Linked DNA regions of Mus musculus: region 2 is linked to region 1. Evidence: chromatin loops called from intact Hi-C (ENCODE). Cell type or tissue: left cerebral cortex. All regions are shown on one strand.

Evidence for each region. Peaks named below come from ENCODE experiments on the same cell type or tissue, not always from the same donor. Only the 100,000 strongest peaks of a DNase experiment are listed, where the experiment ranks them.
Region 2: a loop joins it to region 1, with 2.1 times the contacts of the local background. A loop is called at or near these places in 1 of 42 quality-filtered maps.

Annotation. Positions count from the first base shown.
Region 1 is chr2:91,985,049-91,990,048 of GRCm38, forward strand. It overlaps Creb3l1 (cAMP responsive element binding protein 3-like 1), which reads right to left. Exons shown (of 12, transcript NM_011957.2): 9 at 1,988-2,087; 10 at 1,113-1,239. Among named protein-coding and RNA genes, the nearest start is that of Creb3l1, 37 kb to the right of the region's middle. In left cerebral cortex, CTCF peaks have their summits at 1,238, 2,669 (motif pointing right) and 4,904 (motif pointing left); DNase peaks (open chromatin) are centred at 1,230 and 2,674.
Region 2 is chr2:92,375,185-92,380,184 of GRCm38, forward strand. It overlaps Pex16 (peroxisomal biogenesis factor 16), which reads left to right and starts at 55. Exons shown (of 11, transcript NM_145122.2): 1 at 55-491; 2 at 687-722; 3 at 1,443-1,519; 4 at 2,246-2,379; 5 at 2,507-2,607; 6 at 3,409-3,489; 7 at 3,612-3,764; 8 at 3,850-3,922; 9 at 4,032-4,151. The coding sequence starts at 380. In left cerebral cortex, a CTCF peak has its summit at 1,961 (motif pointing right); a DNase peak (open chromatin) is centred at 142; H3K4me3 peaks cover 1,382 bases; H3K27ac peaks cover 792 bases.

The sequences.
Region 1 (5,000 bases):
GGCCTCTACCTCTGAAAGCCATGCTAATCTTTGCTGTTCCCTATACTCTTGCTGTTCGTGGCCTGTCTTTCCCCTCATGTCAGGAGCTATTCCAGAAGGCAAGGTATATGCTCACTGTAAGGATGGCAGTTTCTGGAGTCTAGAAATCAACATGAAGCCAAGATGTGCACCCTGGCTCACACAACTAGCAAATGCAGAGCCGGCTGTGACTGATTCTGAAATGAACCACACCGCACTCCATTGGGGTGGCACCCACATCACAACTACCATGCTCCCCAGGGGTAGGCACTCCCAGCAGAGTCCTGACACCTGCTGCAGGTCCCCTGTGCCTCAGCGGCTTTCTTAACACTGTCACATCAGAAATGACTGAAGACTGACACTCACTTGCTGTCCCTAGAACACTCTGCCGCCCACTAAGTCTGCCCTCTCCACATCGCTGCGCCAAAGGATCTCAGAGAGGCAAAGAATCTGGTCCTCAGGCTGGAGAGATGGCTCAGCAGGTAAGAGCACTGACTGCTCTTCCAGAGGTCCTGAGTTCAATTCCCAGCATCCACACGGTGGCTCACAACCATCTGTAATGGGATCTGATACCCTTTTCTGGTGTGGCTGAAGACAGCTACAGTGTACTTACATATAATAATAAATAAATCTTTAAAAAAAGAGTATAGAATGAGATAATGCCAACCCAAATCTCTTATAAATATTTATTTTTAATTTTTTTAATGTGTATGAATGCTTTGCCTGCCATTGTGTCTGTGTACTACCTGGGTGCTTGGTGCCTTCGGTGACAAGAATTTGGCATCTCATCCCCTGGAACTGGAGTTGCAGGTGGCTGTGAGCCACCATATGGGTGGTTAGGCACCAAACATGGGTCCTCTAAAAGAGCAGCCAGTACCAAGCCATCTATCTCTCCAGCACTCCAGACTTTTTGGAGACAGGGTCTCACTAATGTATCCCTGGCTGGTCTGGAACTCCTCATGTAGACTGGGCTGGTCTTGAACTCATAGATCCACCTGCCTCTGCCTCCAGAGTGCTGGGATTAAAGGTGTGAGTGCAGCTGATATGGCTTCTCTCTAGTAACTGGCTAACACCCAGAGTTTGGAGGTACTTACTCTGACTGGCTGCATAGACACTGTCAGCTGCGATAGGGTCTTCTTTCACAGTCATTGAGCCGGAAGAGAATGCAGGAAGGCAGGGCACAAGGGAGCCCAGCACCAGAACGAAGCACAAGGCTGCCACCTAGTAGTAGACAGAGCAGTCTATTATTAGTCGGATCTGGGGCAGGGCAGGCCTACAAGACTGGCCACTCCCAACTCTCCTCACCCTAAAGCATTGGACGCAAAAGGCTCAGTTTCCCCCAAATGCCTCCCCAGAGCTGGCTGCTCTCTTGGAAGCAGACACAGGCTGTTCAAGTCACCTTTAATCCAATCTAGTGACATGAAAGGGACCAGAGACCAGAGGGCGGGGTTCTGTGTGGTTTCACCTATAGAGAAATCAGGAAAGGAAGAAAGGGGAAGGGGGGAAGGGGAAGGGAGGGTTGCAACTGTGACCAGGGAGAAGGACACATAGCCACATCACCTTCGCAGCCTGAGCCTGAGAAGGAGCCAAGGGCCCCGGGGAGCTCCAGCGAGGCCCTGCCCTTAGAATGTCAGAGGCAACATGTGCTTACCAGGGAGGACAGACTAATGGAAGAGAGCCACTCAGAGGCTGAGCCTGACCTAGGTGTCCCCTCTAGCCTTGGGGACCCTGAGGGGGGCTCCTTTATTTTCTCCCTATCACCCATCCCAAGAAGAATCACACTCCTTGAATCTATAGAAGCCACTTTTCCAAGGACCTGCCTTTCACTAGATTTAGCAGCATCAACCTCACATCTATTAGAACTGGCCTGGACAGGTCACTGGTCCCCTCAGACTCTGCTCACTGTCCTGGAGAGCTAGCCTCAAGAAGAGCTTCCCCCTGCTGCCTTATGCTAAGGAGTAGCACCTACCATGAGGCAGGTGCCGGTCTGCGTGGCTGCCATCTTGTACGGTCTGGAGATCTTGCTGGTGACCAGAGTCTGGAGTTTCTGCAGCTGCTGGAGCAGGGTCCTGAGGAAGGCACAGAAGTCACCATGGGGACTCAGGTACAGCAGCCATGTCTGCATCCTGGCCTCTCCTGAGGAGCCCTGGCTGGCTCCTGACTGGGCCTCTATGCTTTGGTGCCCATTGTAGTCAAGATATAAAAGGTCACCTCCTGGTAGGCTTTCTGCAGCCTGGCTTGGGTCTCGGGGACCTGACTCATGGTGGGAAGCTGGGTCATCCTGTAGAAGCTTAGGGGTGCCTAACTCTTGCTCCTGACTTCTCAGGAGAGGATGGATTTCCTTTTCTTATGCAGCACCAGTCACAGAGATATTGACTCTCCTCCCTTGCACCCCACAGCACCCTGATTCCACAAGAAAGACACTTGACATAGTGTGTAGTGCAGTCAGTAAATGGGCCATTGTTTATGTTCATTTATTGCTGTTTTACCATTATCACAGCACCTGTAGCACATTAGCTTTATTTGGGGAGTTCCATTGTTGTCTCAGTTGCTAACTGAGGGCAAGAACTAGGTGCTGCCCAGCACAGAATCCTGGTTAATACTGCACTTCTCCACCCAGCAGTGTTCATGCAGTTCCTGAAGTGGACAGCAGGTGGCGCAATAGTCTTAAAACAGATTTTTAAGGGCAGAGGTAGCGAGGTGAAGTTTGAAGGCTCCGCCCCTACCCCATTCCTGCCTGAGAAGCTGGGTCTGAGAAAGGAAAGGAGAAAATATGTAGCAAGTTCTCCTGAGGCCTGGGAAACAGAAGGATGCCCAAGTACATAGGAAGTTCATGACTGAGCTACAAAACAGAAAAACCCTGATTTCAAAAATTGAGCACTCAGGTTAGGCTAGGTGGTGCACGCCTGGAAGAAGCCTTGCACTGGGCCAGGCAGCCAGAGGGGAAGGAGGATCAGGAGTCCAAGGACAGCTTCAAGGGCATCATGAGTTTGTGGTCAACCTGGCTACACAAGAACATGTTTCAAAAAGTGACAGGGGTGGTTAAATGGCTCAGCACATACAAGTACTTGCCAGCAAGCCTAATAACCCCAGTCCCGTCCCTGGTACCTATGGGTGGAAGGAGAGAATTGACTACTATAATTTGCCATCTAACCTGCACAGGTAACAGCATGGTGTGCACACACATACTCAAAAAATAAACAAACTAAAAACTTAAAATATGTAAACAGACAAAAACTAAAAACATAGCAAGGGAGCTTAGCGAAGTGGTAAAGTGTTTGTGCGGTGTGTACAAGGTCCTAGGTTCAACTTTCAGCTAGCAAGGAGACAGTGTTAGGATTCTACTAAATACTGTTGCTTGTGTGACTGTTATTACTCCTAGAAAACAGTATGGATTCATAGCCCAGGACACAGAAGGCAGTGTCCTGTGTTAGGATTCTACTAAATACTGTTGCTTGTGTGACTGTAATCACTCCTAGAAAACAGTATGGATTCATAGCTCAGGACACGATCTAGAATCAAGAAGAAAGCACTCTTTAATGCCACAGATCATTTTGGTTTTGGTTGTGTCTTATAGAGTTTCACATCAGTCCCGTTAGCCAGTTGCTGGTGTCACATCACTGTCACCAAGAATACTGAGGCCCAGAGAGGCTCACAAGAAACAGTAGAGTCACAGACAATAGCAGACCAGAGCCAGAACCCAAGGTCCAAATCTGTAGTTTTATGCTACAAGCCAGGTGCCATGCTGGCTTCCTGAGACTCATGCTTCTCAAACCCAATGTAATGGACCCATCCAGGGTACTTGTTAAAGTGCAATTTGAGAGCTGGCTTAGCAGGTACAGTGCTATCACCCAAGCATGAGGATCTGAATTTGTATCCCCAACACCCATGTAAAAAAAGCCAGGCATGAGCCAGTGGCTCACCCCTTTAATCCCAGCACTCAGGACACAGAGGCAATGATCTCTGTGAGTTCGAGGCCACTCTGGTCTACATTAGCAGCTTCCAGGGCAGCCAGAGCTATATAATAATAATAATAATAATAATAATAATAATAATAATCACCTTGTCTCAAATTAAAAAAGAAAAAAAGGAAGGAAGGAAGGAAGAGGTGAAAGGAAGGAAGGAAGGAAGGAAGAAAGGAAGAAAGGGAGAAAGGAAGAAAGAGGGCTAGAGAGATGGCTCAGCGGTTAAGAGCACTGACTGCTCTTCCAGAGGTCCTGAGTTCAATTCCCAGCAACCACATGGTGGCTCACAACCATCTGTAATGGGATCCGATGCCCTCTTCTGGTGTCCCTGAAGACAGCTACAGTGTACTCATATAGATAAAACAAATAAAATCTTAAAAAGTTAAAAAGAAAGAAAAGAAAGGCTGGCTGGGTATGGCTGCCACAGTCCTGGTGTGTTGGGAGGAGGGGGGCAGTGGACACTGGACACAGAGCCAGCTCAGTCAGCCACCCAGTGAGTGTCAGATTCAGAGAAGGATCCTGTTTCAGATGATAAGGTGAAGAACAACCAAAGAGGATGCTGGATGTTGACCTCTGCATACTTACGCACGCATGCACACACGCATGCACGCACATACACACAATGTACATTCTGGCTCAGCAATCTTAGAAAAGTCCTGAAATTCCTGATTTCTCACAAGTTCTCGGGTCACATGGGGAGCTGGCTTTGAGTGGCAAAGGTCTTGGCCATCAGATTTAGTAGTATAGGAATTGCTCTAGGGACATACAAAAGTATTGATTGAAGGGGCTGGCAAGATGGCTCAAGGGTTAAGAGCACTGACCACTCTTCCAGAGGACCTGGGCTCAGTTCCCAGCATCTATATGGCAGCTCCTAATTGTCTGGAACTCTAGTTTCAGAGGATCCAACACCCTCTTGTGGCCTCCATGGGTACTGCATGCACATGCTGCACAGACACACAGTAGGCAAAACACTCATGCACATAAAACAACAAACCACAGCAACACTGGTGGCAGCCA
Region 2 (5,000 bases), 390 kb after region 1:
AAAGTCTGAGGCTCCTTAGTACCTTCTCTAGTATGAACTGTTCAGCCTGCCCGCAAGTTGTAACTACGCAGGCGCCAAGACAGCCAACCAAGGAGGCTGCAGATCGGGTGCCAGAAGCTCTAGAGAGCTTCAGGGCGGAGAGAGAAGGAGCCAATGGCTGGAAGGAGGGAGGGTGGGAGCTCCCGGTCTCGGGGAGGAGGCGCTAGAGATGGGGTGAAGGGGCGTTCAGGGGCTCCGCGGGTCTAAGTCCTCCTGGGCTGCGGAAGTTGAGCAACCGGGAGGCGGGCTTAGGGCCGGAAGCAGGAAGGAGGGCTCAGGACGCAGGGCGCCGCTGCCAGCCTTGCTGTCGGCCGGTGGGACTGTCAGTGGCCAGAGCAGGATGGAGAAGCTACGGCTCCTGAGCCTCCGCTACCAGGAGTATGTGACTCGTCATCCAGCCGCCACGGCCCAGTTGGAGACGGCTGTGCGGGGCCTCAGTTACCTGCTGGCAGGTGCCACACTGACCTTTGACCCATTTCTTGGGGACTCTGACCCAGGAACCCTATGGCTCTTTGCCTGCTGACCCAGGGTAGTGGTCGCGGTGCTTCAGTTCTGTCTGGGTTCCTGTGGCGTAGAGGAAACTAGAGAACCCAAAGCCGCAGGGTAAAACAGACGCTCACCAACGCCTTCTATACCTTCTTCCCTAGGTCGCTTCTCCGATTCACACGAGCTGTCTGAACTGGGTAAGTTGGACTCTGGGCTGGGGAGGGAGAAGGCTTCCAGCGGAACCTTGATTGAAGGTCCTGAGCTTCCCTCTAGATCAGCTGTCCATCGCCCAAGACAGTTGGTGTCCCCAGAGTTGGGCGACCTGTGAGGGCTCTGACTGGCTTCTCACTCCTGGTTTTGCTTAGGATTAAGCAACTTTCCTGACCTTGCTAGTTCATCAGACCTATGAGTATGAGAAGGGCACTGTTGTTCTGTCTAGCTGAAGGAATACAAGTTCAGAAAAGTCCTTGATGTCAGGACCAGTGTTCAAGTGCCCCCACCTCCCTGCTGTAAGGGCTCTGTTTGCTTAGTGGGGGTAGTGAAGATCATGAAAGGATGAGGGGGATTTTGAAAGGTAGGTGTGATGTAGTCCTTCAGGGGGGACCATCTGAAGAGAGCAAAGATGAGTTGGTGGGACCACACATTTGGCTGTTTGGAACATGACAGGCAGTTTTGAGCAGCTCAGTAACCAGTGCTGTCCAGCAGAGCAAGGGCTGGCTTGTCACTCCAATCAGCTCATTTCTTACTGGCTCAGATGTCATCATGGAGAGAATGGGGCTCTGAGGTAGTGGGCGGAGAGGCTTGTTGGTTTCCACACAGTCTGTGGGTAGCTGTGATCGGTAGGGCTCTGGGGTAAGGGTGAGAGGGGTGAAGGCCACAGCAGGGCCGGCCTCTCAAGACCACAATCTGCTTCTCAGTGTACTCTGCCTCGAACCTGCTGGTGCTGCTCAATGACGGGATCCTGAGGAAGGAGCTTCGAAAAAAGTTGCCTGTGGTGAGAACTTTGCCAGGAGCTGGGGGTGGGAAGCTCAGGGACTTGGGAGGAAAACAGTAATGACCAGCACGTGTGGTACATGTCGTTGTCTCAGAGAGTGAGGCATGCCCACATGAGCCGCAGATCAATTGTTGGTAGTCTCATGCATGAAGTTTCTTTTCTTTTCTTTTAAAAAACAAAATAAAACAAACAAACAAACAAAAAACAAGGCTGGGCAATGGTGGTGCACGCCTTTAATCCCAGCACTTGGGAGGCAGAGGCAGGCGGATTTTCGAGTTCAAGGCCACCCTGTTCTACAGAGTGAGTTCCAGGGCAGTCAGGGCTACGCACAGAAACCCTGTCTCCAAAAAACAAACTAAATCCTACAGATGTCTTTTTTTTTTTTTAAGGTTTATTTATTTTGCATATATGAGTACACTTTAGCTGTCTTCAGACACACACCAGAAGGGGGCATCCGATTCCATTACAGCTGGTTGTGAGCTACCATATGGTTGCTGGGAATTGAACTCAGGACCTGTAGAAGAGCGTCTCTCCAGCCCTCATGCATGAAGTCTTAGAGAGCTAGAAAGGCCTGTCCCAGGCCAGCCAGCCTGGTAGCAATGGATTTGGTATTGAACTGAGGTGTTAGGCTTAGAAAGGAGGAGGCCCCCACCTGCTGGAGCAGCCTGCTTTTTCTAAGACAGCACTTGGGGTAGAGAAGCTCCCTGACCTCTGGGCTTCTTGCAGTCGCTGTCCCAGCAGAAGTTGCTGACATGGCTGAGTGTACTGGAGTGTGTGGAGGTGTTCATGGAGATGGGGGCTGCCAAGGTGTGGGGCGAAGTAGGCCGTTGGCTCGTCATTGCTCTCATCCAGTTGGCCAAGTAGGTTGGGTTGTGGAGGGCAGGACTGAGGTGGGGTGACCCAGTCCAGCAATGAGGTGCTCAGCAGAGCAGCCTTGCTACCTGCTTTCTAACCGCTTTCCCCTAACTGCCATAATCCCCACCCCAGGGCCGTCCTGCGCATGCTCCTGTTGATCTGGTTCAAGGCTGGCATTCAGACATCACCCCCCATTGTTCCACTGGACAGGGAAACTCAGGCACAGCCCTTGGGTAAGCTGCTTCTCTCCCAGGAGTGGAGTGGGGTGTGGGACTGCTCTGAGGCTCTGCAGCACATTTCCTGTCAGCTCAGTACTCCCATTTATTTATTCTATAAGAAAGAAGAAGGCAAGGTTTGGAGAAAATGAGAACTTAAACTTGGGAGTTTATTTGTTTGAGCTCCTGCCGGTCAAACCCAGTGTCTTGTACATGCGAGTCGAGTGCTCTACCACTGAGCTTCACTCCCATCCCTGAACTTGGGACGTGTGCAAGAGTCCTTCTTTTCTGTTGTAGGCTACAGGAACTAGGGATAGCGCACCAGCACAAGGTAGGTGTCCTGCCAAAATTGTCTTGGGCCTGGTTCTGTATCATGAACCGTATCCTCAAGAGGCAGGGCACCTGGCTGCTCTGGGCCCCTCCGTCAGCCTCCAGTCTTCCCCCTTATTTTGAAAGGGGACAGTGATGTGAACTTGACCACAAGAGATCGAGAGAATGCAGCCTCACAGTCCTATAGCCCCGACAGATGTTGATGGGGTGGGCCCTCCTATCCTTCCTTTAGTATCTTTAGGCTCTTGGTTGACTGACTGTGCGTGAGGATGGCCTCTTCCTGGGCCAGGGTAGGTGCCAGAGTGCTTCCCTCTATGGAAAGATTTTTGCCAAACCACGGTCTCTGGGTGTGATTCCCTTAGTTCAGCTGCTGCCTGAGGCCAGGCTCTTGTGCTCTGTAGATCCTCAAGCATTCACTGTACACATGTTCTCTGCAGGCTCTGCTAGGAATGTGTCCCTCTTACATTATGTCCTGTTTATGCCTGCTAGATGGTGACCACAATCCGGGCAGCCAGGAGCCATCATATGTGGGGAAACGGTCACACAGAGTGGTGCGAACCCTCCAGAACAGTAAGTGGAAGATGTAGCTGGACTGGGCACCTAGGTGCTGAGGTCAGTGTGAGCCCGTAGGACTGGCTTCTGTCAGCACCCACTCTGGCTCCTGGCTCACTGACCTTGTCTTTATATTCTAGGCCCATCCCTGCACTCACGGTACTGGGGAGCCCCTCAGCAGCGGGAAATTCGGCAGAAACAGCAGCAGGAGGAACTGAGCACACCCCCAACACCTCTGGGGTTGCAGGAGACCATTGCAGAGTCTTTGTACATCGCCCGGCCCCTGCTGCACTGTATCCTTAGCTGTGCTGGTGGCGGGCTGGGGAGGAGCTGAGCTGGACCCTGCACTGCAGATATCCTTGACATCTTGACCGTCAGTGCTCAGCCTGGGCTTATGGGGTCAGCGATCGTGGACACCCTGGCTACTGTCTGGTGTGGTAGATATGACTAGGTGAGAATGGGTGAGGATATGGAGTTCCATGGGGCTCTCTGCTTGCTGTGTGGCTTTTTCTTTCTCAGAGTCATAGGTCATCCTTGTCCCTATGTCCCTTCCCCTACAGCCTGAGTCTCCTGAGTGACAGGAAGAACTTGACCCGGAGGGAGCGGCTAGAACTGAGGCGTCGCACAATCCTGCTGCTATACTACCTGCTACGCTCACCGTTCTATGACCGCTTCTCTGAGTAAGGATAGCCTTCCTCCCATCACCAGGGTATTCCGTGCTGCATGGAGAGGGCTGGGGTCTGCTGAGTAACTGCTGGCTCTGGTGCTATTTAGCCTCCAGAGCCACATGGCCTGCCCTCAAAGGGGACAGGCCAGTGTGAATTTTCATACTTGGTGTTGAGAGACTGCTGACAGCAGGGTACAAGATCTGCAGGGCACAGTTGGTGCAGACTGCCCCTCTCCAGTTCTTTTCTCCATGGGACATCCACTTCGCAGAGCAGGCGCTATGCTTCAAAGGGGCTGGGCAACTAAGCAGGCCTCCACTAGACTGTTACTGCTGGGCCCACCCAACACTGATCAACTTTGAGGATCAGAGCCCCTGCATTAGCCAGAGAAATCTCTGAAAAAGGCCTGCCAGGGCACTATGACATATGGTGGGGTGTCTGAGCAGGAGCTGGGCTCATGTCCTCGCCTGTAAACAGGGACAGTGTTGGGGCCCGGCTGATAGGTTTTATAGCATGCGGTAACCGAATGTGTTTGCCTGTGCTTGATATATAATGACGTGATGTTAGGTCTTGTCCCCCCGAGGACTGCTGGGGTTCAAGCCGCAGGCCTCAATGCTAAGCACATGAACCACATCTCCAACCCGCCCCAAGTTCTCCTGTGGAAATCCCCTATCTTAAGCCTCTCTCTGAGGCAGAGGGGACCTTCCCAGACCCCGCCTACTCTGAGCATTGGCTGGTGAGGTTTCTGTGTAGTTCTGCTCTTTCACCAGCTTCCTTCCCTCCGGAAACTTCCAGGGTACAGACCTTGCTCTGAGTGGCCCCTAGGAAGCACTGTTGTTGAATACCAATGGTAGGAAGGTAGAA